Linked DNA regions of Homo sapiens: region 2 is linked to region 1. Evidence: chromatin loops called from intact Hi-C (ENCODE). Cell type or tissue: endothelial cell of umbilical vein. All regions are shown on one strand. Links, peaks and the distances in the headings refer to the core of each region. The heading gives the core; the rest is flanking DNA. Region 1 overlaps RBMS1 (RNA binding motif single stranded interacting protein 1). Region 2 has its middle 96 kb from the start of TANK-AS1.

The links. A loop is a pair of places that touch in the nucleus more often than their neighbours do. Peaks named below come from ENCODE experiments on the same cell type or tissue, not always from the same donor. Only the 100,000 strongest peaks of a DNase experiment are listed, where the experiment ranks them.
Region 2: it touches region 1 in a loop (4-fold over the local background); 9 of 110 quality-filtered maps call a loop at or near these places.

What each region holds. Positions count from the first base shown.
Region 1 is chr2:160,325,780-160,342,861 of GRCh38, reverse strand. The region is part of intron 2 of RBMS1 (RNA binding motif single stranded interacting protein 1); the gene reads left to right. Among named protein-coding and RNA genes, the nearest start is that of LINC02478, 62 kb to the right of the region's middle. In endothelial cell of umbilical vein, for the core only: no CTCF peak of the experiment used is centred there; DNase peaks (open chromatin) are centred at 8,311 and 10,291.
Region 2 is chr2:161,055,391-161,072,472 of GRCh38, reverse strand. No RefSeq gene overlaps it. Among named protein-coding and RNA genes, the nearest start is that of TANK-AS1, 96 kb to the left of the region's middle. RefSeq lists an enhancer at 12,157-12,326. In endothelial cell of umbilical vein, for the core only: a CTCF peak has its summit at 8,586; a DNase peak (open chromatin) is centred at 8,662.

The DNA of each region.
Region 1 (17,082 bases), core at 4,000-11,999:
GGTTCAAATGATTCTTCTGCCTCAGCCTCCCAAGTAACTAGGATTACAAGCGCCTGCCACCGTACCCGGCTATTTTTTTTTTTTTTTTTTTTGTATTTTGTATTTTTAGTAGAGATGGGATTTCACCATGTTAGCCAGTCTGGTCTCAAAACTCCTGACCTCACGTGATCCGCCCACCTCGGCCTCCCTAAGTGCTGGGATTACAGGCGTGAGCCACCTCACCCAGCCAATAATTATTTTTTCACATATCATTTGGACATCCCTAAGTTTCACTGGTAATGGGGTAATGGCAATCTAACATTTTTCACACATATATATATATATAAAGTCTGTTGATTTTCCTTTCTGAAATGCTAACTTGATATGTGCCTCTTAAGGACTTTGACATGAGCAGATGATATGGATGCTTGCTTCCGGGTGGAGTGAGTGTCTGTCTGACCTCTAGAATATGCTCTATTTCTGCTGTGACTCTAACTTAGTCTTAAGAGGAGACTTGACTGTTTGAACATTTAAATACTCTAAATAGTCCACTGGCACTATTAACAAATAAATATAATGGCTTTTAAAAATAAGCTTTTCTTATTTTGCATTACATGTGTTACATCTTTCAGTTACTGTAAGGAACACAAGTGAATAGCTGCTTAGATTATTTATGTTTAAAATTTTATGGGAACATAGATTTAGATTATTGGATACTCAAAACACATGCTTCTCAGAAGATGATTTTTGTCTCCCAGTTTAATGATATTATGCCAAGTATTAATAGAAGCCATTTTCTATGAGGAGAAGGGTCAGATATTTAAGGTAAATTTCTGTAAATGACAGTAATAAAGCAGCTGCTCAGAATTCAGGACATCTCAATTAGCCCTTTGAAAAACAAGTTACTGTCATTTGATTTCACAGGCAAGTTCATCTAGGTTTTAGGATCACATTTTAAGACTGCAAAACGAAATTTTAGTCATAAATGTTTTAAAACATATAACTAGATTGGAGGTGAAAGGTCAACCTTAGGTCTTGCCCAGGTTCATTTATCAACACAAATATTTATTGTGAGATTCAAAATGGAAGGGAAATTGAGATGTGAGATAAAATTATTTGAACATTTTAATGTACCTTGCTAGTTCAGTTTAAAACATAAAACAGATGGTAGCACAGCACAACTGCCCTATTGCCTCCCTATTTATGAACACCCATTTCTAGGAGTCCCTAAAAACAGGGACAATGTCCTTGAGATACTGTCTAATTAAGATTTATTTTCTTGTGGTTTATGGTTTGTTTTTTCAGTTCTGATTCCTTTCTGGGCCCTGAATTCTGAATTCTCCCCTCCTCACAGTGAAGATGAGATTCCCCTTCCCCTTTTGGGCTACCAAGAGGGAGACTTTCTGTCATTGACAGTGGTACCAAGTAATCAGCTTCAGTGTCAGGATGAAAGTGCCGGGACTCAGGGCTCTCCTCTGCCACAGTCACTCACCCTGCAGGAACAGTGAGATGGGTGCTGGTAGAGGGAAGGTCATTATGGGACTGAAGATGGTAGTAAAAGGGTGTTTATCACAATGTCATTTGTAATACCAAAACATTGGAAACAATATAAATACTCAGAAATAATGAGTTTATAGTGTGTTCATTAAAACATTTATTGCAGATCTTGCTTTGGAGGAATATTTAATGACATGAAAAAATTTTCATTATATGATTAAGTAAAAAGGATTTAATACTTACAGAGCCAACATCCCAGTTCTGTTAAAAAATTTTCGTTATCCCTCCACCCACTCAAACATATATTTTTTTAAGCTCTAAAATAACTAATAATTTTTCTGATTCTTCAAGACCAATTTTATAATATTTTTAAAAGAACATTTTATAAAAGGGGAGAAATGGGGAAAATGAGAGTAAACTGTGAAAATGTACTTAGTCACCAGATTCAGAACCATCATTTGGTGTATGACACTGTCTATAAAAGTTGGGTATTTAAGTTGGCTTAAAGGTATTGATCATGCCTCTAAGACTTACATGAGTTTTACAATAGCAAGTGTTAAAAAATCTGTATGTTTACTAACATGCCTATGGGTATCCCAGTTTTCTAAAAAAGTAAATTGGAAGTTTTACAAACATTAATGGATGGACAAATACTGCTAATTTATTTAGCTTTAGACTCAGGAAGTTTTCTTTGTTTTGCTAGGTTTTTTTTTCTGGATGGTGGTAACAGTTTGCCCATCTTTTATAAGTTGTATATCAGAAAATTCTTACCTACATTTCTTCCTACTTGAATTTGCACCTGCCTCAGATCTTTTTCAAGTGTTGTTGGTTCCTCACACTCCAAGCCCCCTATAATTTCTATTGTTGTTTCCTTAGGGTCTCTGTTCCACCCTTTCCCCCATGTACCCTGAGGTATGCTAGCGTGTTTCTGCTGTTACTAGATTACACCTTGGAGAACCGAAAGCTAGTGTTGGGCCTCTACCTCCTGGGAAAATGTTTTGAGAAATTCTTCCTTCTAAAGTCTTCCAGAGTCTCATATCTGCCATAAGAAGATAAACTCAAAGATGTCTCTTTTTAAAGCTGTCACTGGAATTGAGCAGAATTAGAGATGTTTTCAAATAATTGTCTCATCTGGCTACTTTAGGTATTTTAACCTATAGTCCTTAAATAAGGTTGATCCATTAATAAATGACAGCAAAGAAATAGTATGTTTTAATATTTTCTGTCAAAAGTAACATAGGTCATGAAAAATTAGAAAAAAATAACATTAAAAAGTATATAGAAGAAAGTAAGAATCAAAAAGTAATACCATTGGTGAAGAAGCCCTCTCAACAGTTGATTGGCTAATACTGAAATTAATCTAAACTGATCCTTTAAGGTCTACACAACAGAGCAACAGATTTGTACATGTTATGTGTGTGTCTAAGAGTGAGAATGACTGAGACATCAGAACCTGAACAGTACAGGCTTCTAAAGGATGAGGACATAGAGTTACATAGCACTCTGAGTATTGTGAACATTTGATGAGCAGTAATGATCTAAACATCAATGCAAAGATAAATACCTTTAAAACATGTTGCTGTGTGTTTACTCACAGTAGCTTATAACGGTTTACTTTGGTTGCAAAGGCTGTTTTTTATATATACGTGTATGTATGTGTATGTGTGTGTATATATATATATATTTTAATTGCATCTCTCACACACACGTATGTAAAGATGTATGTCAGTATGGGGAAGATATAGACTATATTCATTTTGCTGTTTTGGACCTTTCAATAAGAACCTTTTTAAAAGACACATCATGGTGTGTAATAAATACACTCTTGTGTTTTACTTCCTGGCACCGTGGCAAAAATTAATTTACAGATGCTTTTCCCAGAACTTTTAGATCACCACAAATGATTTAGAGCATCACCATGGCTTTGACATCTGTTTGTTTCCAACTACATCCAAAACACAGGAAAAACGAGTAACAAGTCATTGTTACCATAAACTTCAAAGGAATAAGAGCTCAAAATATTTTTTTCCTGGAATTTTATCTTGAATGTTATTAAAATAACTTGTTCATCAATTTAGAATTTGTGCTGAGATGGTCATGTTATTCAAAATGAAAACATTTGTTTCAGTGGACTGGAAGGAGTTGTGTTACAGGTAAAGGAAAAAGGGAAAATGTAACTCTCTCGTTAGATGACATGCAATAGAATTTTTCTTCAGAGTCTGTGCAGCTGGCTTCTTGGCTTTTTCTTCAGCAGCTCCTCCCACCATGCCTGGCCTCCAGTGCTGAGGGCGCTGGGGAGAGAGATGTGATTTGGCTCAGGCAGGCCTAATGAAACCCTGCTTGCCTGTGTAATAGGTGGATGATCCTGGACAACTTGCTTTTGCTTCCTGGCCTCAGTGTTCTCTGTTCATAAAGTAGGGATTATAATGCCTGTGATGAGGATTAAGTAAGGTAACATATGTAAAGCTCCTTGGCCAGTGCCTGGCACAAATAGGGCCTGGAACCAATAGTGTTTGCTTCATTCTCTTTCCTCAACTCTCCTCTTCTGCCTATTGAGTGGGTGATTATCAGAGGCTCCTCTGTGCACACCCTGTCTTCTCTGTCTTATGGCCACTACCTTTTCTTTTTTGAACTTTTAAGTCTTTTAAATTAAAAAATCAATTCAACCACCATTTATTTAGCACCAATTATGTCAAAGGTGTTGTGGTAGATAGCATAGCACATAAAAATGAATAAAACAGTTTCTATCCTTAACAAGATTAAAATATATGTGAGAAAAAGATATATAGATAGCAAGCAGGATATGATGACTGCTTTCCCAATGTATAAGGAATACCAGATTTGGTTGGGGAGATGAGCTTGACATGCCATTATTGTGCACTTTCATCTAGACCTTATTTAGATAGACAATAGAATGTACTGTAACTTTTTTCTAGTATACATAAAATTGAGTACTCTATAGTCTCTCGTCACTACAGTAAAGGAGGAGTGAAAAAGTGTGCAATCAACAAACTCCAACTTTCTCAGTTATATCATTGGGTGGTGGACACTCCCAGAATCATGTATTACATATTTTATAAAGATTTGTGGAAAATATTTTCATTAAGTTCATCACATATTTATTCATATTAAGAACTGCCCTAGGCTTTAAATTTTTAATTTCCAATTTGGATGCATAACAGTAGTTTTACTTTTTGAAAATCTGGTATTCTTTATTTTCTGCCTCACCTTTCCATAAGGAGGACAGTTACCAATTTTGCAGTATTTAATAAGGATGGTATTTTTGGTACTGGGATGTCCAGAGGAAATCTGTAACCTACATACTGAGCTCACTGCTGTCACCAAAGCTTTCTACCTGTGTCTGCTGTTGTATGCTAACTGGGACATTGTTCCCAGGATTCCATGTACGATTGTGGGCATTGTCACCTGCACAAGCACAAGAATGCCTGGTCGGGGGTGAATGGAGCTGATATCCATCTCACACTGAGTCACCAAGTCCTGTACTTCAGAGATTGACCCTTCCCATACAGGGTACATTTTTCTAATTTGCAAGAAAGGTGCCCTAAGAGCTAGTGGCTTCCCTGATTGCTCCCCTAACATCATGTGGTTAAATTTTGGTATCTCAGACAAGTAGAGGCTGCGGATCTGCAGGGTCAATTGGCTTCAGATTTAGTCAATTTCTTGTTTTTTAGGCAGTGAATAAATATGTGGTTCCCCTCCCCCCCAGTTTTTTTCTTAAAATGAAGCTCATCAAACAAATGTACCATTCTGAGGTGTGTTCTCAAGTCATATATTATAATTCATTTCACTCAAAGTATATGATTAAAGCTCATTCAAAGCCCTAAGAGTTGGGAATGAAGGAAGAATTGTAGGATGTTCTGCTGTGCCACAAGACTTAATTTATACCATTTATTAGTCTTACCAAGTACATTGAAAGGAAAAAGTTGTTGGGGGCCAGGCACGATGGCTTACATCTGTAATCCCAGCACTTTGGGAGGCTGAGTGGGGCGGATCACTTGAGGTCAGGAATTCGAGACCAGCCTGGCCAACATGGTGAAACCCCGCCTTATTAAAAATACAAAAAATTAGCCAGCTGCAGTGACATGAACCTATAATCCCAGCTATTCAGGAGGCTGAGGCAGGAGGATCGCTTGAACCCAGGAGGTGGAGGTTGCATTGAGCTGAGATCATGCCATTGCACTCCAGCCTGGGCGATAGAGCGAGACTCTGGCTCAAAAAAAAAAAAAAAAGAAAAGAAAAAGAAAAACGAAAAGAAAATGCTTCTGGGACTTTTCAAGTATGCCTTGCTATTCAGACATTCTCAGAGATTAACCCCAAAAGTGAGTGATTATCTCCCTGAGACCCAGGGTTAGAAAAATAACTTCAGAAGTACAAAAGTTGGATTATTGCCCTAATGTGAGCCCACTTTAAAGCAACTACCATAAACAATCTAAAGCAGAGTCTGCAACTGTGTTAGCCATGGTTTAAATGGTGCCAAGCTACTATTTCCCATGGCAAGGGAAATGTTAAACTGTGAAAGAGGCAACAGCCCATAAACATCTATATCTGCGTACACAGCACAGTGGCCACCAGCCGCATGTGGCTATTGAGTGCTTGAAATGTGGCGAGTCCAAATAGAGATACGCTGGCAGTATAAAATACACACTGGATTTCAAATACTTAGGAAAAAAAAGTCAAACATCTCAATATTTTTATATTCATTACATGTTGAAATGATAATATTTTGGAGATACTGTATTGAAAATATTATTGAAAATAATTTCATCTGTTTTTTTAATGTGGTTGCTAGAAAATTTTAAATTACAAATGTCAGCTGCATTTGTGATTTGCATTCTGTTTCTATTGGACAGCACTGATCTAGGTATTTCAAGAGAAAAGAAGGTGGGGAATGTGTATTTGGTTTCTTCATGGTCTGTGTCTCCCAGGATACAATATCCTGTTCCCTCTTTCTTAGAGGCATGGGTTGTCTCCCCGCTAAAAAACAAGGCCATACAGTATCACTGATGACATGCTTTTTCCACTCTGTGGCTATTCTGCAGTTCACTTAGTATTTAGATTGTTAACTTTTCTATGTAATCTTTGCCACAGAGTGTTTGTATACATTCTTAATAATTTTCTTAGGAGAAATGACTTAGCTTTTGCTGCAGATTGCCAAACTGCACTCTGGGTATAACCAATTTGCTCTTACCAGATGTGTATGCCTAGTTTGTCATTTTCCCTCTGACCTGGGATTTTTCACTTTTTGTTTTTGTTGTTGTTGTTATCTTTGCCAATTTGATAGTGTGTGTTATCTCTATTAGAAAAGGGAACACACCTAAATTTCACACCCTAACATGAGCTGCTCAGTGTAAAATAACAGGAGAAAATGATGAAGGACAGCTTATCCTAACCCACTTTGGCTAAAGGTTTGAATTAATTTGCAGTCTATGCAGAAGAGTATCAGACTCAGTGACCATTCCAAATTATACTTTTAATGAATGGTCCTCTTTGTCAGCTGTGAAGACCATAAGAAACAAATAATTAAAAATGCACAGAATACCTGGCAGGATGAATCCTGTGGGAACCAATCCGTAAATGTGCCCTAGACACAAAGGGAAGCTAAGAACAGTTAACATTACATGTAGTTTTGGAAGTATATAATGAAGATCCTGGGGAAAAGAGTCCTTCTCGACTGGGAAGTTTTTAATTGGCATGACTATATGGGATACAGTTACATCAGGATTGTAAGTCCAATTAGCCAAGATTCTACGAAAATCTGTTCTGTGCTTCCTGAACTTGAGAACAAATGAAAAGAAAACCCAAACATACTTTAGCTTTCCTTCTTTTCATTTAGCGAGAGCAGGAACGAGTTGGTCTTATGAAATTGATTGTCACTGTTGTCTCCAGCACATTAACATTTTTTACACACAACAATTTGAACAGTTCTCTAGGAGTTTGCTGTCCTGTAACTGTCATGTCTGGGTTTGCTGCATGGTGTAACAGTAAGAGCATCTCAGCCCATTGGTGAATCGGATGCTGCCAGACATTGCTTTGCCACCCTCCTTCTCCCAGCTACTCCATATTCTGAGTAGGAGCTTGATGTTCCTGCAAATCATTATACCTTTGCATTTTTTCACTTGGTTCATTAGTTTGATAATAAAATACATTTAAAAAATTTCCCCCTAAATGATGTTTTATGCATTCTCTCATCCCCTTTTCAAGTGGTGGATAGGTCCACCACATGCCATTTCTCCAGGAATCATTTCTCTCTCTCTGTTGAGCTTGTGTGTACAAATCATATTCTTTAGATTCTAAACATATCATCCTCTTTCTTCTGCAGGGTTGATTGGAACAGATTTTAATCCTCATTACTTTGCTTTTATTATGTGATGAGCTGAAGGGTTTTGACCTTTTTGTTTCTGAGATAAATATCCCTTTTTTTTTTTCACATTTCAGGATAAAATCTTAGGTATCCATTATAGCTTTAAGTGTTTGTCTCAAAAACTACCGTTTTGGGTTGTGTTTTCCCCCAGAATCACTTCAAGTCTCTACTCATATTAGTATACATTTAAAACTTGTGATTTAAACTTAGCCTGGAATGGTGACTAAAGGGTTGAATTTTAGGTTGAACTTTTTCTGTTTCATCTCCCTAAAGAAGGGGGCTGTGTTGCATTATTTCCTTGGCTCCATACATTCCTCCTGGCTCGGGTCCATTCTTGGCTCTGGTAATGATCTCTTCCCTTCTTAGCCAACAGTTTCCTTAACACACATAGTCACTGGAAGTGGCTACTCAAAGAGCTTCAGTGGAACCTGACTCAGACTCGTTACTGAGGACCTACCAAATAACCTGATTTTATTTTCTGGTTTCTTTCAACTGCAGTGCAGTGGGGAAAGATGAGTCATTTGTCCCCTCTGCCTTAGTTTCCTTCCTTGTAGAACAGGATTAATGGTACCGCCTTTGCCAGGTTGCCGCAGGCTTGGATGAGATAATGTGTCAAATGTGACAGTACTTTTAAAACTTTGTCATAGAAGTCAAGTACTTGTCATAGCTCTCTCCTGGTTTTTACTCTGACTGCCCACATATTCATTGCTAAACTCATTAGAAATAACAAATTCTCCTTCTGTTAGCTCATATGGTTACTCAAAAATATTTTGTTGAGCACCTAAAATGCATTACTACATCTTATTCTCCTTTTCTGCAAAATCTCCTTACATAATGTTGTGTCAGCTAAATGGAAATCTTTAAGTACTATAGATAAATGCTCTGTGAACATTGATGGAGGATTTCCTCATTAGAAAGAATGAAAATGTTGATAGAACTGAGTTTTCAAAATAATCATTGTCAAAAAAAGGATTTATAAATATGGGCATCTCATGTCTGTGGTACTAGAATAAGTGCTGTACCACTCATGTTTTCATGCATTTAAAATGAATGCACTTTTTATCTCTTTTTTTTTTAAGTTCACTAGAGTTCATGCTGAAATGTTATGGGGCTTCATCTCTCTGAGGTACTTGTTGGTTTTAGAAAAACGGGTTTGTTATCTCCTGAGTTTCCATCACAACATCTCTCTGATTCTTCTATGATTGTTTCTTCTGTTTTATGCTCAGCCACTAGAAGGAAATTTGATTTTTCATTTAATGGACCTAGAAGTGCTTATTACTCTCCACCACCCATCCTGTACTTCACTTTCCCCGTTCCTGTCTTATTGGCTCCATCAGTGAATTGTGTGGTTTGGGAAGAGCTTGGAGTTAGGTCTAGGAAATGAGCTTCAGCTTCAAGCCATTCCCTGCCTTCCTTCTGAGTTAAGGTGTTTGTGAGAGGAAACAAGCAGGGGCCTGGAGCAATTACTGAGCCCAGTGTAGGCTTGGGTGTTAAGGAGGTCATTATCACCTTCTTCTGGATGTGGTTTGGAACAGGGACTGGCCTGTGGAAGGGTCCCAGGCTGGCCTGGTGGGGGCTGACCCAGGTAAAACAAAACAAATATTTTGATAAGTTGAGCTCTGAGCAGTTAAGTAGTGGGAAAGGGCACATAAGTTTTCTTCAGGACTGTATCATTTATTGTACCTCCATTCTACAACACATACTGTGTTCCTAACAAGAGAATGGGAATTATTATTATTAGGATCACAATATAGATGATTTATAATACATATTTCTCAAATAACACAGGAGAGATAATCATTTCATATCCCTGCCTTTCCCTCAACTCGATCTCAAAGAAAGCCCACCTACCCTTTCTGCCCCCACCTCCATCATCACCCAGCAGCCTCTGGGGTGAGGTCTGCAAAGAGTGAACTCACCTCCACCTGGGTTGCCTTACGTCTTGAATCCCATTTTAATGCCAGAGCTGGTACATTTACTCTTTAAAGTATAAAATAGTTTATACTTATTTTATGTATGTGTGTGTATAGACATATGCACATATGAGTGTATGTGTATGTCTGTATAAACACTCGTGTATGCATTTATACACATATAAAGTATGTTTTATATATATAAAACATTATATATATAAAATATATGTATAAAAAACATACTTTATATATATATATAAAACCATGTCATGTAAAGAAGCTTTCTGGTTCCATGCTTTGACCCCATGTCTTCAGTGATTTTCTAGTATCACTAGGATCTCAGCTCCCCTTGGAGGATTCACTCCTTTTTGGCTCTGAGGGGTCTTTTGACAGACCTGTAAAATCCTGCATGGATGTTCAGGACCCATTTTTACCCTGACCATTTAAGCATACAAAGTTAAGTAAGCCCTGAACAAAGCGGGAGAGGAAGCAGGAAGTCAGGGCAGTGGAGGGGTTGTGTTCTGCTAATTCAGCAGGATAGTCACAGGAAGTGTGAGGAGGCATCATTGCTGATAACATGCTCACTTCAGCTGAATCCCAGAGAGAATGAGGAGAAAAGCTAATCAGATGCCTCCCCCTGTTGTTTGATTTTTTTTTTCTCTTATGTGGATTTTTGTTTGTGGCATGGTCAATTCATACAAGATTTTACAAAATTGTATTGGGACGTTTTTGTCCCAGTTTATAACTTGAAATTAAAATAAATTGAATGCTGTGAGGTGTGGTTTTTAAAAGGTATCTTTGCCGCTATTCTTTTACTCAGTAATTCTGTACATGTAATCATTATATTTACTGACATTCATCTTGTATCAACAAGAAGTCCAGTCCTCTTTCAAAGCAGGGATATCAAAGCCTCTATCCCCAACCCACCATATTTTAGTAGTTTCCTAGATTTTTAGATTTTAAGGACCAGTAAACTAAACAAAAATAATTAGGGTTAGGGATCCAGCATAGAGTCAAAAAGAACACAAACTCCAACAACCACCATCTTTTATCACTCTTTCTTAAAAAGAAAGACCATTTCACTATCAAAAAAATTAGAAGTACATAATCGAACTTAATTTTTTGACAAATCCATGGCACCTATTTTTCTGCTGACACAGTGGTGATCATCTTTCCCCAGGTTAGTTTTTGTGAAACCCTGCTCTGCAGCACCCTCCCTGACCCAGGCTAGTTCTGCTAGAAAACTTCTAGTGACTGCAAACACTCGACTCCAGTTCTTGGAAAGGCCTGCTTTATAGTCTTTCCTTTTCTAGGTAAGCATCGGTAAGAACTTCAACTGTTCCTTCCTTGTAGGATGTGATTTCTAGCTCTTTGTTTATGGTGCTTACTCTCTTCTGAAAGAGCTCAGAAGACCAGGTTAAAGGAGATGTTTAGAATAATTGCATTCAATGTAGAAAACACTTCATGAAAACAGGCTGTCTTATTTATTTATTCCTCCACTCCTTTCTTCTGAATGTCAAATGTTTATTATTTTCAGGCACTATGCTGAGGCCTCATATACGAGGAGGAAAACACACAGTCCAAGGGCACACACCTAATGGGGATGACAGCCATGCAGATAATGTAGCAGTGTGCTGATTGCTGCACCAAGATGCTGCGTGGACAGGATGCCATGGGCAGAGTGCAGAGACAGCACTCAGCTCAGCCAGGGAAGGTCGGAAAATGCTAGAGAATGCCATTAAACTGAGTCTTGCAGAAAGATGCTAAATTTCCCTGGTGAAGGAAAATCTTAAAGGGCAGGAAATTAAGGTGGAGCAGGGCAGGACAGGGACCTGTATAGCGATATACAGGCAAGCTGGCTGGAGTTTTATTCATTTGTTAAGACTGCTGTAACACAGTACCACAACCTGGGTAGCTTAAAACAACTAATAGTTACTGTCTTACGGTTGTGGAGGCTAGAAATCCAAAATTAAGGTGTCAGCAGGGCCATGCTCCCTTTGAAACCTGTGGGGGAACATGCTTCGTTACCTCTTCCAGCTTTGGTAGTTTGTCAGCAATCCTTAGTAAGTTCCTGGCTTGCAGGAATCTCTCCCTCCAATCTCTGCCTCCGTTTTCACGCAGCCTTCTCCCCATGTGTCTCTGTTCACATCTCCCTCTTATGAGGACAATAGTCACACTGGATTAGGGCCTACCCTGAGAGACTCATCTTAACTTGACTACATCTTCAAAGACCCTGTTTCTAAATAAGATCACCTTCAGAGGTCTTGGGGCATAGGACTTCCACATATCTTTTGGGGGAACACAGTTCAACCCATAACAGTGAGTGTTGGAGAATGGTGAGCAGAAAGGCCCAAGAGCATAGTGTCTTTCTATGATCGGCTCATTTTTTTTTTTTCAGTGCAACCTATATTTTAGTTATTCTGGGAACTTGAACTTGTGCTTAATCAAAAGCAAACAAACAAAAAAAAAAAACATATTTTCATGTGAACAAGCCAAGGCTTTTTCTAAATTTGTACAGTTGATTTTGCCCCTTTGGAACTTATGTATAAGACCTATTTTTCCCTAGTGAATGTTATTTTATTGACTTTGGCTAAGTATTCATTCTAGCCTGTTGAAATAATTGGAAGTGTTAATTCTGTCATCTTACATTCACCATCCCCCTGAGCTTTGGGACATTTATATATTTGATAAGTGTGCCACCAATGACCTGATTTATGTCATTGTTTAAAATGTCTTTTACAAGTGCTGGCCAAGAACAGAGCTATATGGCATATCCCCAGATGCCTCCCTTCGTGTTCACCATGACCGCTAACCAACAGTTGACAACTCAATCACTCGTTCATCCAGTTACCCACTCACTCAAGCCACATTTCATCTTCCCAGGTTTCTTCATCTGATGTATGAGCAAATAATGATTTTTTTATTTAACTCAAATCAGAATACATTATGTAACATTCCTAAGCAGCCCTGATTTTCTCACCACTCCCCAAAGTAGAAATAGCAAAAGTTTAATGTTCTTACAGTTCTGGAGGTTACAAGTCTAAAATTAAGGTGTCATGACTTGCTCTTAAGGACTTTGCTAGTACTTGTTCTTTTCATAAGTGTCTCTGACCTTCTATTTACTAATCCAATCTAGAATTTTGCCTCAGATCAACATTGGTCTTATCTGCCTTTAGTTTCTAGAATCTAGTTTTTTTGTTTTTTAAGGAATCTGAATAGCATTTTGCCATCCTATCAACAGCTCTCCTATTATGCAAGGTTTCTCAAAACAAGATTGGTAAATGCTTACTGACAATCATATAGATAAGAAGCACTTTTAGCCCTGATCTCCATACCCAGACCCTACACTTGCCAACTACAAGCAGAAGAACATCATTATCTGGAAAACAGTGGATTCAAGCTCTATTGAGGGTGAGGCATGTTTACCTTCATTTGGGATATGGTAATTGTGAGAAACTGATACTAAAGTAATTTTACAGCATTTGGTGCTCTTTATAGTTACGTGTTTTCATATAAAGATAATTCCTCTCTGATTTTCTTGAGTTTCAAGATTCTGAATTTTTGGAGCCGTACTATCCTACCTCCGCAATGATTGCTCATCTTTATCTGCAGTATCTAAGGACAGGGTAGTTTGCAGACAAACCAGTAAGAAATCAATACGGGGGGCTATGTATCCTTTTCCATCAGATCCGCTCTTACAGCTGTAACCATTGTCACAAGTGACCTTTGAGCCAAACGTCTAAGTTTAGAAACGTCAACTCTGCTGGCAGGCTGTGGTAGCATTCCCTTGCTTATACAGTCCAAGTGTGTCTTTTACTAGGGATATGTTTATATCCTATCCCCAAATTTTTTAGAGCTGAAGTGAGTAAAATAGATATCATTTTCCTTGTCAGTCTGTTCTTCAGACTGGCTTTTCAAGGTCACAGGGCAGTCAGGATTTATTACTTGAGAAAAGGATGGACTACGTTTGAAAATCAATATGCTGGTGGAGTGTTTTGGATCAAAGCCAGCGTTAGTGTTCAGTCGAAGAAATGTCCAATTTGACTCTTGCCTTTTTAGCTTGTATCAGAATCAAGAGAAATTTCTAGGTAATTTTGCACACTGTTTTAATAGCTTCAGATAACTCTGTTTTGCTTCAGAGAGGATGTTTACTTTTACTGTCTGTCATGCTGTTCTTGTTTTGAATGAAGCAGTCATTTATGGTTTTCAGTGATGGAGTTTAATGCATTCACTTTCTACAGATTCTGACACAGTTATCTGGTTGTGTATGTGTGTGTAAGATTTCCAGTTGTGTGATTTACTTTAAAAGGAGTGACAAATTTAGAGACACTTGAAAAACAGTTTAGAAACGAAAGCTTTTCTGGGTTTTTTGCACACGTTCCGCCCCACCCCAGCCCCTTATAGTTTTGTTTCCGTGGTGTTGGGGGCGGGGGGAGGGTGCTAATTTTTAATTCCATTTTAAGTTCCTAAATTGCCTTGCTTCCCTCCTGTGATTTTTTGAGCTAAATTGGCATAAACTATAAGGTCATATTCATTTTCTAAGGCAAAATGTATTTCCCTTCTCCTCACTGCTGCCAATTCCCCACACCAAACACTTTTTGGGGGAAAATCATATTACATGTTTATATTTTATTCACTCAAACCAATGTATGTTGAGAGGTTACAATATGAAAAAAAAAAAAACTGTGCTGAAAAGTTACAAAAAAGTTGTGTCTCTCTTTTCTCAATATTTTGCCACATTGGATCACATTGATATTAGGGTAAGAAGGTAGTCTAGGTAAATGCTCTCAAGTCTCAAGTAATTAGAAGTGCCCTTAATTGAAGGGTATGGGAGAAAAGAATAACACTTATTAGTCATTGAATATTCATTATATGTCAGGCACCATAGTGGTCATTTATAACAGTGCTGTGAGGGAGACATTATCATACAACTTTACAGATGAGGATCCTGAGGCCAGGCAACTAACTACACCAGAGTCACAGGGCTGCCCATTGGCCATATCAGCACTTGATATGGTCTCTCTGGTGGCAACTCTCTCTTCTTTCCATTATAACATTGTCTTCCTTATGTTTCAGTAAAGTTAAGTAGTATATAAACACAAGGGTGACACTGTCAAAGCAAAGAAAATACATTACAGGTTTTGGTGGGAGAGGAAGAAAATTTAAGAAATAATTATTGTCAGTTCATAAATTCAATTCAGAAATAGAAGGCCACTTTCTATGATCAAATTGCCTTTGCTTTAAAAGTTGGACATTCATCAGTGTTTGAGACATTTAGGGATTCATTTTTATGATAGATAATATACATTTTACTTGCAAAATTCTGGGTTTCATTTTCGGCACATATTATTTTCCTCTGACATGTTAGTACTCGGGAGCACTAATTTGGGTCTGGCCATCTGTGACTACATCCTTAAGTGCTGTAGTACAGTGACTTCTGGTAAAAATATTGTCATAAGATAATGTAAATGACCTTTTGTGTGCAATGTGCTCTTAAAAGACCATAAAATAATGTAAAGCTACGTTACCTTGATTGCAGATCATAATAGACTTGATACTAAACTATAATAGCAAGTCTGTGTAATAAATCAAATGCTTTATAATATGCTCTTTTATTTAGAAGAGAGGTTATACATTTTTCATAGTCTATGGCAAAAAAATGCATCTTAGCGATTTTTAATGAGATAGTTTTAGTGTTTTATATGAATTTTTTAGTCCAAGTTATACATACAGTAAACAGCATCAATTGTTACCTTCATATACTATTTATAATGGATTCACCCAGGCATGTTGGTAAGACATTAACAGGAATGATTCTCAATTTAGTGAGAAAAGGTTATTAGTCTCAAAATCTGGGTAGAGATGACCAGTTTCATTTGTACTCTCAAAGGATGTGTTGATCTGAAAATTTCAAAGTTATGAAAAATCAGGTATGTAGATGTCTGTATCTTCTCTTGAAAAAATGTGATAACTGTCCCAATGCTTCTGTAATTCAGTCTTCATCAGCTCACATGCTGTAAGGCAGCTAGGCTAGCTGAGAGTTAGACCACATGAGGATTGTCTGAACTTCTGCTAAATCACCTCAAATCTGCAGGCTTTGCATCTGTGGCTGGAGCTGAAATTGTTTTCCTTTCCAGGACAGTTCAGAAAAGTGAACTTTGTGATTCTTTTTCCCCATCTTCTAAATTCACAGAGACAAGCCACTGGCTTTCCATTGCACAGATACCATGGATTATTTTTCTCAGATGTCAAGTTAAGCATTTAAGACTTCTTCAAAGAAATCCTTTGTCTTTAATCTCTCCTGCCCTGTAGAGCCTTTCCATTCACCCCCTCCGTCTCGTCATCCCTCATTGTAATTTCTTGAACTTAAGTGTTATTGCCAAAGTACAAAAAGCAAGAAAATAAATAAAATGTGGCATCTCTCTCTGCTAATCCTGGACAAAAATTTTCGTTAATCTTACTAAAATAATTGCTCTTGTGATTTCATTCTACAGTTCCAAATCCTCCAGTCTCATTCTGTTCTCTCTGTCCTTTTCTTAGAATGCAGAGTCCTCCAAGACTTTTGGAGACTTAAGTTTCCATAACTCACTACATAGGTTTGCATTAGATTCTTTATTGTCCTACAGAGCCCACCTAGATTTTTGTTTTCTCCAGTTTTTCTTACTCAACTTGACCTTCCCTCTATGTTTATGCCTCCTTTATTTAGCATACATCATACAGGGTCTCATATTTTTAGTTATTTTTTAGTATTAAAAGTTTTTTACATACCCCAAAGGACTGTCCTCCTTAATGGTAGGTGTGGCATCTGCTGTATTTTTCACAGGCCTTGAAAGGGCATACTGTAAACATGCTATAAATATTTTTGAGTTGATTTCTTGGTTTGATCTCTCCTTTCTTGACTGTACTTATCTTTCCCGTAATCCCTTCACCTTCAGCGCCTGGTTTTCAGTTGTTTCTGACCTTTAGGTCTGCAGTAGCTTTTCTTGCCAAGCATTCTCCTTTAAACCCTGGCTTCAATTCCAGCTACATACACCAGGAATCTTTTATTCATAAAGGTACACTCAGCCATATAACACAAGTGGAAGGGGCAGCTATCTAATGTAAGAGTTAGGCCAGAACAACCAAATGAAATGGGGAATATCTTTCTATACCCTTAATTTTTGTGTCTTGGAAGTAGAAACATTGAAAATCATCAGGGCAAAAGAGGTAAATGTCATATAAAATTTACTTGATTTTGATTGCCTAATAAATTTTTACATCTTCTATCTCATCTCCAAATACCACTTTACATGCCAAGTAAATAAAGGAAAT
Region 2 (17,082 bases), core at 4,537-12,536, 730 kb before region 1:
CAACAACTGAGGTCTGTTGGGGACTGGGGGGTAAGGGGAGGGAGAACATTTAGGACAAATACCTAATGCATGTGGGGCTTAAAGCCTAGATGATGGATTGATAGGTGCAGCAAACCACCATGACACACATGTACCTATGTAACAAATCTGCACGTTCTGCACATGTATCCCCGAACTTAAATAAAAACATTAAAATGACATCTTTACTCATTCAATACATTTGCTCATTCATTCAACATGCGTTGAGCACCACACTGAAGATACAAAGATAATCACTGACTAGTACAAAGACATACACCTGGCAGGGCAGTGACAGGCTTGTACACAGGTATCACTTTTTCCCAGAAGCTTTCCCTGACCATAGGCTGATACTCTTCTGGGTCTTTTCCTTCAATGGTTTCTATTTCCGTGGAACAGTGAGTGAATTCCCTGAACTTAGTAAGAAAATCTGATTGTGAATCTTGACCTTTTCACTTATTGATCATAAGGTCTTGGGTTAGTTAATCACTTGGACTTACTGAACTTCAGTTTTCATTCCAGTAGTATGGAGGTAAGAGAACTTGTCCCAGAAAATGTAGAGTGTTGTTGTATGGGTATATACACATGAAGAGGAGCCACATGCCAGATAAACAATGAGCCTGGGAAAGGTGATATTCAAGAAAGTACTCTTCAAATTCGAAAGTGCTATTGAAATATGGGATGGTGATATTCTAAGAATCAAGTTCGGTTTTTCTGAGATTTTCTCCGACTATAACAATTTACTATGTGACCTCCTCTGTAGCGTCAATGTGACAAACTGAGGAATTTAAAGTGTCTTGGAATTATATAAACTTTTCTCATGAATAGACTGTTTTCTATATAGCAGTTTAATAAAATATCTTGTGCTAAGTTGTTTAGATATCCACTTTTCAGGGTTTTTTTTCTTATTGATAATTCCTCATCAAACTGTAAGAGGGAGGGAGGGAGAAAGAGAAAGAAAGAGAGACATTGCGTCTCATTTCCTCAGTCTCCAAATTGTGTAATTTACCACCTTCCAGGCAGGTACTCAAAATTTGTACTTGGGAAAAGGCCTTAATGAGCAAGTGGAAAATGTTTTTATAAAATTAAGGTCAAACTTACAGTTGTGATAACTTAGCAGTCATTACTACCTTTGTAACCCTGAAGGCTGTTCTTAGTCACTTGTGCATGTATACTGTATCTCCCATATGTATCAGTAAGGAGAGGCTGGTTTATATTGTGGCAACAAATAACCCCCAAGTGTTAATAACTTAAAAAAAACAAAGATTTATTTCTTGCTCACATAGGTTTATTTCCTCCTCCAGGATGCTCTCAACAGAGCACCTGCTATGGACTCTTGCTGGTCTTCATGGCAGAGGAAAGATAGCTCTGCAGGCTCTCACCCTGGCCTAGAGTAAGTAAATGCTCTGGCTCAGAAGTGTCGTACACCACCCATTTCCCCAAACACTGGCTGAGATAGTCATGTGGCCCCACCTGACAAAGGAGCCAGGAAATAGAACCCTATCATGGTCCAGAAAGGGGAGAACTAGAAGTATATGGTAAGCATTACTAATGACTGGCATGCCATTACTGCTTGCACAAAGCAGTAATGTGGGTTTCTAAAGTGAATCCAGCATTGCCCAAGAAGGCCAGCAGGCTGATGTGGTGTGATTGTTGGTCTCAGTCTGCCTCAGTGTCAATCTCCCTCATCCACTCTCCACAATATTTCCTACTGAAGCCTGTTATTTCTTTGTCAGAATTTACTCCTTATGTGAATTCTAGGCATAATTTTGTTCTCTTTTAAAATGCATATAAACATTAAGTATAGCATAATTTAGTCTGTTCATCTGATGGTTTTGGGGAGCTGGCTGATGCAGAGTTCTTGAGGATGGAAAAGTTATTTTTGAAAGACTAGAATCTCCTCTGAAGAAGGGGAGAAGGGATGTCTGAAAGTAAGTTATCTGCTTCAAATTATTTCCCAGAATAGGTCCTGACCACCAGGGTGAGGATTTATAGGGCTATGCACCATATATTGTTCCTCAGTTGCAAGCCCTGGAGCAGTCACATAATCGATTCTTGTCCATTTTAGGAAATAGGCCCCAGGAATATCAGGTTTGGGATGCTTGCAGCACAAAATGACAAGGTACATACTGAACTATACATTCTCTGGTGCCCAACACAAATAGAATTTCCATTCTTATAAATGTACAGGAATTAAAACATCATTTCTCTTGAACATTTAAAAATGCTTCCCATTATCTTTAAAAACATCTTAAAATATATTGCAGTTTGTTTTCTAATTATGCAATAAAATCACTCCCAGTTCTGGTATGTTGGTTAAAAGTCAAAACAGCTTGTATTTGAATACAGATATACACATTCAACATTTAAAAGCTGTTTTCATCATGATAATTAGACATTAAATTGTGATTTATATTGTTAAATACTGATTTAGAGTTAACCAAGTAACAGTCTGGAAATTTTGAAGTACTTTTAGAATATTATGTTATATTACGCCCATAATACATCGCATTTTTTTCTTTCCTCCCAAATTTAATGCATTATTATAATTCACATCTTAAAATATTTTGGGTAGGTAATATGTATACATAATACAAATGGCTAAAGTTACAAAATAGTTTTTCAGTGAAAAACAGGTATTTTTTCCTATCCCTGTCCCCTAATCCTCAAATTTCCCCTTCAGATATAACCACTGTTATCAATTTATTGTGTTTCCTTCCAAAGATAGTCAATGTTGCTATAATTTTCTTTTCTTTTCTGTTTTTTTGTTTTTTGTTTTTTTGTTTTTTTTTTTTTTTTTTTTGCTGTTGTTGTTGTTTTTGAGACAGAGTCTCACTCTGTCACCTAGGCTAGAGTGCAGTGGCGCAATCTTTGTTCACTGCAACTTCCGCCTCCCGGGTTCAAGAAGTTCTCCTGCCTCAGCCCCTGGAGTAGCTGGGACTACAGGTGCACCCAACCATGCCTGGCTAATTTTTGTATTTTTAGTAGAGACGGGGTTTCGCCATGTTGGCCAAGATGGTCTTGAACTCCTGACCTCAAGTGATCCACCCACCTCGACCTCCCAAAGTGCTGGGATTACATACATGAGCCACTGTGCCTGGCCGCTATAATTTTCAAGTGTGTGTGTGTGTTTGGTTTGGTTATTTGTTTGCTCTTATACTTTATGTTTTTCATTTAACAGTATGTCTTGGAGATTGTTTCATGTCACTATATACAAAGCTGCTTTATTCACCTAACAACAACATATATTCTATTATTTTAATCTATTATAATTTATTTACCCAGGTCCCTATCAATAGATATTTATGTTGTTTCAAATCTTTTTCTATGTAGACAATCCTGAAAATTATATTCTTACATTTATTTCTATATATATGTGACTTTACAGTAGACATAATCCTAGATTTGGAATGGCTAGATCAAAGGCAGATTTTGTTATAGAAATGTCATTAGCATAAATTAAATTTTATACTGTGACAATAAAATTAAAGACTTTTTTTTTAACCAAGGTGAAGTATTTGTGAAATATTTGTTCCCTTAATTGTACAACTTTGGGCTAACACAGTCAAATGAGTCATCATTTCAGACCTCAAGGGACTGAAATACTACGGGTAAAATGGCAGCTGTTTAGAAAGTACATATCTTGAAAACCATTTTATTGTCATTCTTAAAAGACTTGTTTATTAACCATATAATTGAATCTAAAAGAGATATTCAAATGTTCCTACTTATATATCTGGACTCTGAAAACTCCTAACTATAGAACATTATAATAATAGTTCTTCAAAAGTGAATGCATTTTCGAGTAAAGTTCTGTTAAAAACATCACCAGGATTAATCACATCAAACCTGTCTGGGGGTTTCATAAACAGTTGACAAAGTCAAAACAGTGATGTGCTTTGTTAAAGGGCTCACTGAAAAGCTAATTTGTAAATTGGCCATCACTTAAATGCATGTATCTAAGTTAGCTCACTGAGAACTTCTTTAGACTAGAAAATCCCCTGCTTTAAGCTTCCAAGAAGATACTTGTACTCTTTAGAAAACCTTGCATAATTACAGATGATTAGAGAAGCCATAGTAACTTCATGGGACAAAATTAGACATCCATTTCCTTCTAGAGAAGAAAGGGTGTGGTTTCCCAGAGCAGCACAGGAGGGGTTAAACTATCATTCCTTCCTGATAATTTCATATCTCTTGTATAAGATTGCTAAATGTCAAAAAGTGTTTATTTTTTTGCTAACAGTATAAAACTGAACATACTGTGAGACATAAGGTAGCAGGTGTCTTGGCTCTAAACTATCAAGTCTGTGGGCATTCTGTTATAACAGGTGCTCCAAAAAATTTGAACAGATTTTAACAAGAGCTGTATGGGCTTTTTAATTAGCCTGGTTATTCAGCATGTGTAAAAAGCATTAGGTATATGCTTAAAACATCATAGAGTCTAAAAAACAAATGCTTCACATAGTTACTCCCTCCGGCTTCTCTTTGCTTTCTGCTGTTACATTTGACGTATGTGTTTCTCTTATCACAGAATTTCCCCAGCTGAGACAAGAGCATGACAAAACATGACCAGCGGTAACAGTGATAGAGCAGAGATCCAGAATACTCTTCTGGCTGATACACAGACACGCTGTACACTTTTCATAGAACTCAAGTTTGATATGTATTAGGGGCATCCTTACCTTCCCTGGAATAGCCTCTTAAAAATTTTATATGTCTCATAAATTGACTATTATCAGAAGGATTTTACATCAACCTCTACAATATGGGAAGATGAGCTTTTACTAGGGATTCATGTTCAGGATTTAAAATTAAAAAACTTCTACCTATATTTTAATTTCTCTTACAGGTCATTATGTTAACACAGATGTTAATTTAAGACTATCTTTTTCCTTTTGTTGTTAATGTACTAATGTGACATTTGATCTTTGGGATCCAACTTTGCAGCACTAATTCATTGGTCTAGCAAACATTTTCTGAAAATCTATTATGTTGAGTTTGTGTGTGTGTGTATGTATGTGTGTGCATGTGTGCAGCAAAGAGGAGTAAAACAGATTTCCTATCTTTAAGGCACTTAAGATCAATATAAATTATAAAGTGGAATATGTTTGACTCCCTAGTGATGTAAACAGAGTATACCATGGGAGCTGAAAGGATGGGGAGATCTACATTTAATGAAACTGAGGAAAGATTCATTGAAGCAGGTGACATTTAATTTCGGTCTTGAAAGTTGAATAGAATTTTGAAGTCATGATAGAAGCTGACATTTGGGGCTACATTACAGGCACAAATGAAAGTACATTATAGGTTGTTGACTTATTGATTATAGTTATTGCATATATTGTGATCAGTGCTTAACTTTTTAGATATACAGATGTAAGGTACAGATTTATTTTAAATAAACCAAGTGAAAAGTTACCAATTACTGATTGCTTAGTGTGCCAGGTTCAGTTGCCAGGCTTTACCCACTTTGCCTCAGTTGATGTTTATGACAACCCTCTGTGAAAGGTATCATTCCACCAGTTTTACACATGAAGATACTTAGTATCAGAGAAGTTAAATAGCATATTCAAGGTCATGTGATAAGCAAGAGGTGGAGTTAGGATTTGAACTTAAATCCATCTGTTACCAAAGTACATACAGTTATTCTCCACAACACTGCACCATCCTCCTGGTTTTAAAGTAAGAAGGAATCTTGGAGATCCTTCTTGTGGATATAATTCATGCATTCTCTTGGGAGGTAAAAAAATACTCTTTATGTATAAAGTGCAGACATACATACAGTGCATATTCAGTTGTACAGTTTAACTGTGGCATTGATATTTTATGATGGAGGGTGACATGGGAAAAGAGTCTAAAAAGGCTCTGTAGGGGTGTGATCACGGAAAAAGGTTGGGAAGCATTGATCTAACTCAAGCTCTTTCACTTTTTAGGGAACAGATGTGGAATGTTGGAGAGTGAAATGACTGCCCCAGTCACACGTCTAGTCAGTGATGTATATGCATGTGTGTACTTAAAAATAAATCCACTGTTTTTAGGGGCAAAAGGCTCATGCACCACTTATCACTTTGCCAAGCTCAACAATCTTGTCCTCTCCTTTAACTCGATTTCTTTCTGGGTTTGTGCGTGGGCTTATTTATGCTCTCCCCCTTAAGCTGTGAATCACTAAATTTCAACTTCCTGGAGGTCAACAACAAGGAGTGAAATAGTCCCACCGCTAAGTCTTGACCCTGGAATATGTCATTTAAGCTGCGGTGTTTTGGGGGCACTCTTGAGCGGTCCACCTGGTGCTTCTAGAGCAGCAAGCAATGTATAGTAGGTGCTCAGAGTTATGAATTAATGCGTGAATATTGACAGTAGCAGAAAGAAAAGGGCTCAGAAGGACTGAGAACTGCTTGTCTTTTAAATTATTAAGTATTAGTTAAATTTATTTCACATGGAAACAAGCAACACTGGCTCATTTGCTGGCTGTCGGACATCTGCTGTTGAGCTAAAAGTGGCCTGAGGTCTTGAAGAAAAGTTGGGCACCAAGCAGAGCTCTTATCTTGGGGTCAGGTACTCCACTAGGTCTTGAATTCTGTTACTGCTAGTGAGCTGAGAAGGGACACCCTTAGCTTGTTTGGGGCCAGACAAGATTTCATCATGAAGGAATAATGTTAAGGAAGCCCTTAAACAGTTTTACTTACACTTTTCCTACGCATCAACACACAATCATTAAATCTGTTGAAGATAGAAGAGGGATTTTTTTTTAACCTACTGACATAAATGATTCTATTACATTTAATGTATATGTGCTATTTCCATGTATTTCCCCCCTTCTCCAGCCCCACATAAGAATGCAGTAATATGTTTTCTTTCCACAATCTGCCTAGTCTATTTCCATGGACCAATGTTATTACTTTCATGGGCATTTTTCTAAAGTTTCTTTATGTTTATAAAGCATATTATGTTATTTTTAGATAATAGGTATATTACTATTAGATAATAGATAGTAATAGATATATTAGGCTGGGTTTGGTGGCTCATGCCTGTAATCCCAGCACTTTGGGAGGCCGAGGCAGGCAGATCACCTGAGGTCAGGAGTTCGAGAGCAGCCTGGCCAACTTGGTGAAACCCCGTCTCTACTAAAAAATACGAAAATTAGCTGAGTGTGGTGGTGCGTGCGTATAATCCTAGCTTTTAGGGAGGCTGAGGCACAAGAATCGCTTGAACCTAGGAGGTGGATGTTGCAGTGAGCCGAGATTGCACAACTGCACTCCAGCCTGGGCGACAGAATGAGACTCTGTCAAAAAAAAAAAAAAATGTTATCCTCTCTCCGCTGTAACTAAAAAGTACCATATTATGCATATGGTTCCATACCTTTATTTTTTTCTCCAAATAATTTATCTTGGAAATGCTCTGCATTGGTAGTATATGTATTTGTGATGTGGTTAATTTGTTAAATTGTACTTTCTAGGAAGTGTGTCAATTTATACTTAGAGTAGAAATGTTATGAGTGCCTGTTTCTTCATAACTTTGCCAAGAGGGTGTGAACAAAGTTTTAAATTTTGCCAGGCTGAAAGGTAAATATAATATTTTGATGTCAGTTTAGTTTTCATAGCTCTAATTTTGGGTGAAGTCAACCATCTTTCCTGTGTTTAAAACCATTTTTTAAAAAATGTGTGAATCATCTAATAACATTCTTTGCAATACTGAGTTGTTGATTTTTCTTATTGATTTCTAGGAACTATTTATTTATTATAAAGAGTCTCTGATATGAGGTTACAGATGTTCCCATTTGACATCAGTGATATTAAATATTACATAATTAAAATTTTATTTTTAGAATTTGCTAGCATGATGAATTGACATTGCTGAAAAAGATTACTTGACATAATCACACTATTTATTGTCTCATATTAAAAACAAATAGGATACTTACAAAATAATTACATCTACAGATGGAACTACAGCACCCCATTTTACATTTATTTGCATTGAGACCAGTAAACTGTTCAGAGAACTAGCTGCTTGTGCTGGGGTAGAAATAATTTTGCCATTTATTTTACCAATGGTCCCTAATAAACAAATGACAAATCTAGAACGTCCAAATTTCTAAGTTTGCCCTTATGATCAACTGCCAATTGAACAAGAAACTTAACAAGGTTATGTTCATAACTTGGCAAAGTGTCTAGCATATAGGGCTTGAAAAACGTTTATTTATTATAGAGATAATATACTGAACTGCCTTTCTACCTTATTGTGCCTCAATGTAGTTACTAGAGTAGAAAAGATTTCCACTCTTGGCTGCCATTCACAGGGCTCAGCTAAGAAGTTCCCTCCCTAGCTTACATTGAACTATATGAAATTGCTGCTTTATTGGTCAAAAATGGTTGACTGTTGGCACTTTCATACGGTTCAATCTATATCTGAAAGCCTGATGCAGTTAGAGAGGATTCAGCTGTCACAGCAAAAAGCTAAAAATTTTCAATACTGGGTGGACTGGAGTTCCTAGTCTCCTCACATGTCTATGTGGGAAGTGGGGTGTCACAGCTCTCTTGCTGGAAGCGAGGACTGCAGTATTCAGCAAACACCACAAGAGGGGGCATTTCTCTTGGAAATGTGAAGACTGATGAATGCTTTTCAGACTAAGAACCGGTACAGTCAGTCTGGGGGGTGTGCCAACAGGCTAGCAATAAACATCGAGTTGGGAAGAAGAGGGGCCAGTGATTACATGTTAAGCCATTGTCTGTCTCAGAGGGAAAGTCAACAGCTTTCTGTCTGGCAGCCTTAAAGCTAGTAATGCTGAGAACAGGCAAGCCAAAGTGAAGGGAGATCATAGCAATTGTGATTTTTGCAGCCAGAATCAAAACATCAAAAGTGACAAGTAGAAAGGGCTGAAGGTGCGCCTCTTACATATTTGAAAATGTCAGCTTCTTGGGAAAATTCGAGATGATGTAAGAGCTCTGCTGCATTTGCCGGTTGAATGGCATATTCCTGTTGGAAGTTCTGGCTGCCTTGCTAAAAATGCAGTGCACTCTAGCAATCGGCCCTGTGCACAGATGTTACACAGCCTTTACATTAAGCAGATAATGCAGAAAATATTTTCCTTTGTATTGGCACAGCTGTTACCATCTTCAACTCAAAGACTGTGCAGCTCTTGATTAATAGGAGATTTGTCTTTTGTTTGGCTATGAAAGTTAGCTCTAAATGAGAGACTTGGCTGCTCTTTCGCTTGTGTAACACCACATGGTAAATGAGTGCAGAGCAAGGGAGGTCCAGACTTCTGGGGCTGGCTTGTACAATCAGTCTCCCATTGACCAAGAAACTCTGCAACAGCCAAGCCCCCTATATGAGAACATTAAGTGGCCCTAAAGAAATTGCTCAACTAGAGGGGTTCTTATTAGAAAATTAAGGAAGAAAAAGGACAATATGACAAATTACGATATACTCTCATAACATTGAATTTAGCAGTCCCAGCCTTTTTTCATTGCCCAGCATCCTAGGTCAATTAGAATTCAGTGATTCTTGGATTCAGTTAGTGAATTGTTATAATTTGACTCTGAGATAATAAACAGGTAATTATTTCTCTTCTGTACTCCCCTCTCCCCACCCCAAATCCTCCAAAACATTTAAGCTAACTGGGGTGTTTTGCTATGGTGGTTTGTTGGAATTCTTTCTCCTCCACATCCAAAATAAACCATCATGTTTTTACTTGTTTTTCTGAGAAAGCAACACAGATGTTACGTTAAAAAATGTGAGCTTTAGCTTGTTATTGTGTATAAGCATGAAAATGGCTGTCTTATACATTGTAGCAAGTGTAAGCTGTCCTATCTCATGCTGAAAGGAAGCAACTTACCAGTAATGCTGGTGCCAGATTAAGATTCTCAGTGCATCACAAATGAATTACCATGTCTGTTATTTTAAAGGAGAAAAGAAAATGGCAAAAAAAAAAAAAAAAAAAAAAACCCACAAGAAACAAACAAAACCAACCAAAGCCAAGAAATATAAGAAGGGGGACATTGGGCCAGACTTTGCTAAAAGGTACATAACTCACTTTAGATTATCAGCTGGATAGATTATCCTGTTTCATTTCTAAAACAGATTTTGCAAGTGAGTAGTGAACAAGGAATCGTTGATTGCTCTTTTGGCTGTTTGAGTTCTTATGGCCCAGAGATGAGAATATTCAGATAACAGGTCTTTCATATTTTGTGTGTGTTCCACAAAACCACATGTGAAGAGAAACATTTTAATATATTGATTTGTCATAATAAGTGCTCAATAAATGTGTTATTGAAACAATGAATTAAAGGGAATCTTAGGGAACTCTACTACATATAGTGTGTGAAGTGCATCACAGATAATAAATACAATAAATAGGGTCTGGGAGGTGGATAGAGATGGTTTCTGCTGGGGAAAAGGGTGGAAAACAGTGGATGTCTTCTTCCAGCTGCAAGTCCTTGAAATATGAGCCGTAGCTTCCTCTTCCCCACAAGTTTCACTTTAATTCCTAGATAAAATAAGAGAAAAACAGATACGTGTTGAGGGCTGAGTTACAGAGGTCTTGTATGTTCAAGATCTGTGTCTTTTTCAAACATTCCCCGTATTTATCCTGACCATCGGCTTGCATCAATAAGCCAGAGATAAGCTTTGCAAGAAGTGGAAAGGAGAATTTATCAGGGAACAGAGATGGTGGAATATCAGAGAGACATTGTATTAGTGAGGGTTCTCTAGAGGGACAGAACTAATAAGATAGATGTATATATGAGAGGGAGTTTATTAAGGAGAATTGACTCACACGATCACAAGGTGAAGTCACACAATAGGCCATCTGCAAGTTGAGGAGCAAGGAAGCCAGTGGTTGATCAATCCAAATCCCAAAACCTTAAAAGTAGGGAAGCTGACAGTGCAGCCTTCAGTCTGTGGCCAAAGGTCCAAGAGCCCCTGGCAAACACTGGTCCAAGTCCAAGAGTCCAAAAGCTGAAGAACTTGGAGTCTGATGACTGAGGGCAGGAAGCATCCAGCATGGGAGAAAGATGAAGGCCGGAAGACACAGCAAATCTGGTCCTTCCATGTTCTCTGGTCTGCTTTATTCTGGCTGCTCTGGCAGCTGATTAGATGATGCCCTCCCAGAATGAAGGTGGGTCTCCTTCTAGTCCACTGACTCCAATGTTAATCTCCTTTGCAATACCCTCACAGACACAATGAGGAACAATACTTTGCATCCTTCAATCCAATCAAGTTGACACTCAATATTAACTATTACAGACACCCTTGGAATAGTCCAGAGGCTTTAATTGTAATCCTTTCTTGGAGATTACTCTGACCATATCTGTTCATGATGCTCTTCTATTAGCAAAGAAGAAGAGCCAGTGCTTTGTGATAAAGGCCCACCTGGGGCCAGTGTGTCAAAATTAGAGTAGAGGAGGTTTGAGTCAACAGGTGTTTTCCATTATTATAATTCGGCTCTCACCTGCACTCAGGATTAGCAAGACCTGCTTCAGGCATTCACAGCTGAGAGGAAAATGGAACATCTGGGTTGCAATTTTTCTTAGGTCTACATTTCAGAGTGATATTTTGTGTCAGTTTCCTTGAAATGGAAATAAAGTTTTGGTTCAGGGCATGTCTGTGTAGCTATTTGTATTTCACAGGAATGTGGGCTTTCTTACAAGGAACTAAAGAGTTTTAGAAATTCTCAGGTCTTGTTTATGAGGTTGTTAAGCCATCTGTGACATTATATGCATTTTCCACAAGGATTTCAAGAAAAGGAGATACGAGTGTGTTCTGCCCCATCGTATAACTCATTGTTGGGTCAACATAGGACTTAAATTCTTGTTAGTTTTCTAGATAAAAGTGGAGAGTGAGAGGAGGCTTAGAATGTTTAGTGTAATTGTTGTTCATTGGTTTTGTGCAGGAGATAGGGACTTCTGTGGATGCTTATGAAGAGTACTGAAGCACTGAGTAGAAATGGGATACAGTTCCTAGATGATTGTAAATATATATTTTTGTCTCTAAGTGAATTCCAAGGCCTGAAAGTGACATGATTTACTTTACTACAATAGAGCTGTCCTTAGTGAAACTCATGAGAACACTACGTTTTATCCTCAAGGATCAAGAGAGTGGACAGTAGAATTTCTCCCCTGCATCCACACCACTGACATTGTGCTTATTTGTCAAGGCCAGATCCTAAAATCTGAACATGCCATTGAGGCATGTGTGTCATGGCCACAGATACGTGTTGAGGGCTGAGTTACAGAGGTCTTGTATGTTCAAGACCTGTATCTTTTTCAAACATTCCCCGTATTTATCCTGACCATGTGTTTGCATCAATAATCCAGTTTGCAGCACCCTTCTAATAGCCTATTCTCTAAATATTTTAGGATTTTAGCCTGATGCTAACTTCCTGCCTTAGAAGAGGAGAAAGGGGAAAAGAATAGAAGGGGAAAATTTGAATTCTCTTAAATTTTCTAAGGATAATGAGGTTATGATTTCATGAAGATACAGTGTTTCTCTGGGGGCATCAGTCAGGCTAGACAATTGTTCTTCCTACTAAATGGAACCAGATATTCATAGGGGCATAAGGATGCTTTCCAATTTCATGAGTTCTACAGCTGGCATACAAAGACTATGGTTTCTCTAGAATCTAGAGATTCTCCTCCAAGAGGAGTCTGAGGTAATGCTGGAATTATAAAGCTCTGAAGTTAGAAGTCTAGAAGTTACAAGCTTCTAGGTCAATTTCACTAATAAAAATCTAGAACACAAACAGGACTGTCTCTGCCTGGAGCTCTCCCTCCTTGATGAACCAGTGCCTGATCCCTGGCCTCTGTCTGCTCTGGTGTCAGGCCATTCTAACTTGGCTTGACTACAAGGCAACTTCTTGTTCCACGCTGTGTCCAACCTTCTCTGACCTATGCCAAACCCCTGTGCCACTCATTGCCAACACTGACTATGTCTGTCCCCATTGCCTGCCTCAGATGAGGCTAGCAGTTTGCTTTTCCAGAACACACTCATATTTCTTTTGCTATAGTACAAACACATGTTGTTCAATGTTAAGAAAGATGATATTTGAAAATCAAACCCTCACATCTGATGGACTAGGCAGCATTCCTTGTTCTAGATGGGAACAATAAGCTTAGCTGACCAGGTGAGGATGCAAGGCCTGTGGCAGTAGCCTGGCGCTGGAGGTTGGGATGGTAGATGGAGTCAGGGTGGGTCACAGTTCAGTGCCAGCTGGAGCCCAGGTCATAATAGCCTCATGGAAAATTCCTTGGAGTTAGGGTTTTATCTGGAGACTGATGTAGTAGCTGCTTCTTTATTCCTGGTCACCCAAGTGTTCTCTGATTTATCCTTAATACCTAAAAGAGCCACCAAGATAAGTGTTGTTCCCTGGGAGAAGGATTCCTAGAGCTAAGTGTTCTTGGTTTCTGTGTCTAAACCAGAGTCAAGTCTGCCCTTGGCATGTTGAACGTCTGTGGAATCTGATTCCTCTTAGGAGAATGCACACCCTGACCCCTTCCTGAAGGAGTCAGTAACATTTTTTAAGCCTTTACTATGATCTAGGCACTCTTAAGTATTTTCTATAGGCCTAGAATTCTATGACATTCTGTATATATTGTTGCCATTTTACTGTTATGGAAATTGAGGCTCATCAAGGTAAAGTAACTCCCCCAAAGTCACATAATCAATATGAAGCAGAGCTTGGCTTGAACCTAGGTCTGCTGGACTGCAAAGTCTGCAACTACTCCATGGAACAGAAAGAGAAATTCCTGCAACGGGATCATGATTAGATAGATTATTTATACCATAAAGGACCTTTTTTTCATATATACACACAGAATGCCTCTAAATAGTGAAATCTATTAGTAAGTTTCAAATGTCTGATTTTGAAAAGATCAAGGTATGCTACTTTACAGCAAAGTGCATTATTGCATAAAGCAAGCTACAACTTGCAACTTTTGTATGTCTGTTTTCTTGGCAATGTTCAATAATGTTGTATTCTTCACTTAATTACTTCCTGTTTTTTTTAGGTTGCTTTATCCTTAATTTCTCCACATTATCATATTAATTACGCTTTTCAAATGTGATAATACCTTTTCATATATTCTCAAGGAAATGCTCTTTTTACCACTGGGCTATTTTGCTCTAGAAACAGAGATAACAAGCTGGGCACAGTGGTTCACGCCTGTAATCCCAGCACTTTGGGAGGCTGAGGCAGGTGAATTACCTGAGGTTAGGAGTTTGAGACCAGCCTAACCAACATGGAGAAACCTTGTTTCTATTAAAAATACAAAATCAGCTGGGAGTGGTGGTGCATGCCTGTAATTCCAGCTACTCGGGAGGCAGAGACAGGAGAATCGCTTGAACCCAGGATGCGGAGGTTGTGGTGAGCCGAGATCGCACCATTGCACTCCAGCCTGGGCAACAAGAGTGAAACTCCATCTCAAAAAAAAAAAAAAAACCCCACAAAAATAGAGATAACACAACTAATCTTCAATTCAAGAAGAGGCTTTGGATACTGGGAAGAAAAAGCAGCAACTCCAAAATAATGTTACCACCAACTCTTGCCCTCCTCCTCTACTTCACAGCAGCCTCCTCTGCTGGTGGCATTGCTGGCAAGAGCTTCTGCTGGCCCCCGCCCCACTGTGAAGCCTAATTGTGTTAAGCCCATTAATGATCCATTTGTTTCTTCTCCTCCTGCTTCCACAAAAGGAAATGTATTATTCATGGATAACCTTTCTCCCCTCTCCCTTTGTGTTTTAGCAATACTCTAGACCATCTGAATTTCATATTGTTGCACAGACTGTGATATTGGCTGTTTCAGTGTCTCTGTTGTGAAATTACTCCATTGTCATCAGACATTAACAGGGTTCAAGTAAACATTTGGGTAGCAGCTCCTTGTTTCACTTAGAACTCCAGCCATCCTTCCTAATGGCTCTCAACTGGCCCACTTCAGCAGAAAGTTGGTCGAATCTCCATTCTATTCTCTTGGGGAGACGCCACTTGCTTCTTGTGTATCTAACAAATATCCTACCAGCTACTGAAACCTCCTCTGGAGGTACAGGAGTTGTGATCACATTTTTTCTCCATGTTATCTTTGATCATCAACACCAACAAAATAAAGCTGTGTCCTAAGAGCTATAGCTCTATCTTTAATTGGTTGGGCCTATTCTACAGCACTTCAGGACCAGGGTCTTTGGGGGATAGGACTCTGTGCTTTTGTATACCAATAAAACCCTGTTTAAAGTGGTTGCTCTGACAAACATATGAAAAGAGCTCAACATCACTGATCATTAGAGAAATGCAAATCAAAACTATAGTGAGATACCATCTCATGCCAGTGGAACGGAAATTATTAAAAAGTCAAGAAACAGATGCTGGTGAGACTGTGAAGTAATAGGAATGCTTTCACACTGTTGGTGGGAGTTTAAATTAGTTCAACCATTGTGAAAGACAGTGTGGCAATTCCTCAAGGATCTAGAACCAGAAATACCATTTGACCCAGCAATCCCATTATTGGGTATATACCCAAAGGAATATAAATCATTCTATTATAAAGATACATGGACACATATGTTCATTGCAGTACTATTCACAATAGCAAAGACATGGAATCAACCCAAATGCCCATCAGTGATAGACTGGATAAAGAAAATGTGTTACTTATTCACCATGGAATACTATGCAGCCACAAAAAGGAATGAGATCATGTCTTTTGCAGAAACATGGATGTTAGAAGCAGATAATCGGTGTCACCAAGAAAAGTCAGCATGGAGACAAAGGATCTCTCAGCAAGGCAACCTTTACTTTCTGCAGAAAGGGTGCTGCTTGCCAGCAGTCTTGCCACGAGAGCACACTGAACAAAGAGGATAAAAATATTTATATCTGACACATCCGTACCCTACTGCTGTGTCCTGATTCCATTGGCTGGAATTGGACCTCACAGTCTAGGCTGCTCCCGATTGGCTAAAGGTTTAAAACTTTTCCTAAAGAGATAATGGCAGAGAAGAACAAAGGAAAGGAGGAAGTTTCTTATGAAAAGACTTAGAAAAGTAATAACATTCCCAAATAAGGAAGGGGCATAGGCTGCGAGCTGGGACATGCTTGTGAGCACATCTAGCACAGATATCTTGGTTAAAGTACAAGGTCATAGAATGTACTATGTGCCTGTGAGCATGTCTAGCATAAAGTTAGTCTTTAAAAGAAACTATTATTTCTAACACTTATGACTTATTCTTTAACAAGAAGAGAAACAGTAAAAAGGAACTTTTACTTTCTGCAAAGAAGAAGCTGGAAGCCATTATCCTCAGCAAACTAATACAGGGACAGAACACCAAAACCGCACATTCTCACTTATAAGCAGGAGCTGAACAATGAGAACGCATAGACACAGGGAGGGGAAAAATACACACTGGGGCCTGTTGTAGGGGCTGGGGGGAGAGGAAGAGTATTACAATAAATAGCTAATTCATGCAGGGCTTAATACCTAGGTGATGGGTTGATAGGTGCAGCAAGCCACCATGGCACATGTTTACCTCTGTAACAAACCTGCACGTCCTGCACTTGTATCCTGGAACTTAAAAGAAAAAATGGTTGCTCTGTCTTCTGCCCAGCTGTATATGGCTTTTTGAATTTAAATGAATAAAAATGAAAATTTCAGTTACGCTAACCACAGTTCCTGTGCTCCATAGCCACATGTGACTAGTGACTGCTGTATTAGACAACACAGTAGAATGTCCATCATCTCAGAAAGTTCTAATGGCCAGCAGTGGTCTAGTAATGCTAAGAGCTAAAGCTTTTTGTGTACCTCTTATGTGCTGGGCACTGTTTGCAGCATTCTACATGTATGAATTCTCTTATTCCTTATAGCAAACCTAGGAGTTAGATACTATTTGTCTGATTTATAGATGAGCAGACACAGGCACAGAGAGCTTATTTACATCATAAAACCACTTGCATCACATCCTTAATATGTGACACAGACAAGACAGTCACAGGCAATCTGTCTCCAGAGCCCAAGCTCTGCACCTCCTGGCTCTCACACTGGATACATTAGAAAGAGATGGAGCCCCAGACTAACTATGATTT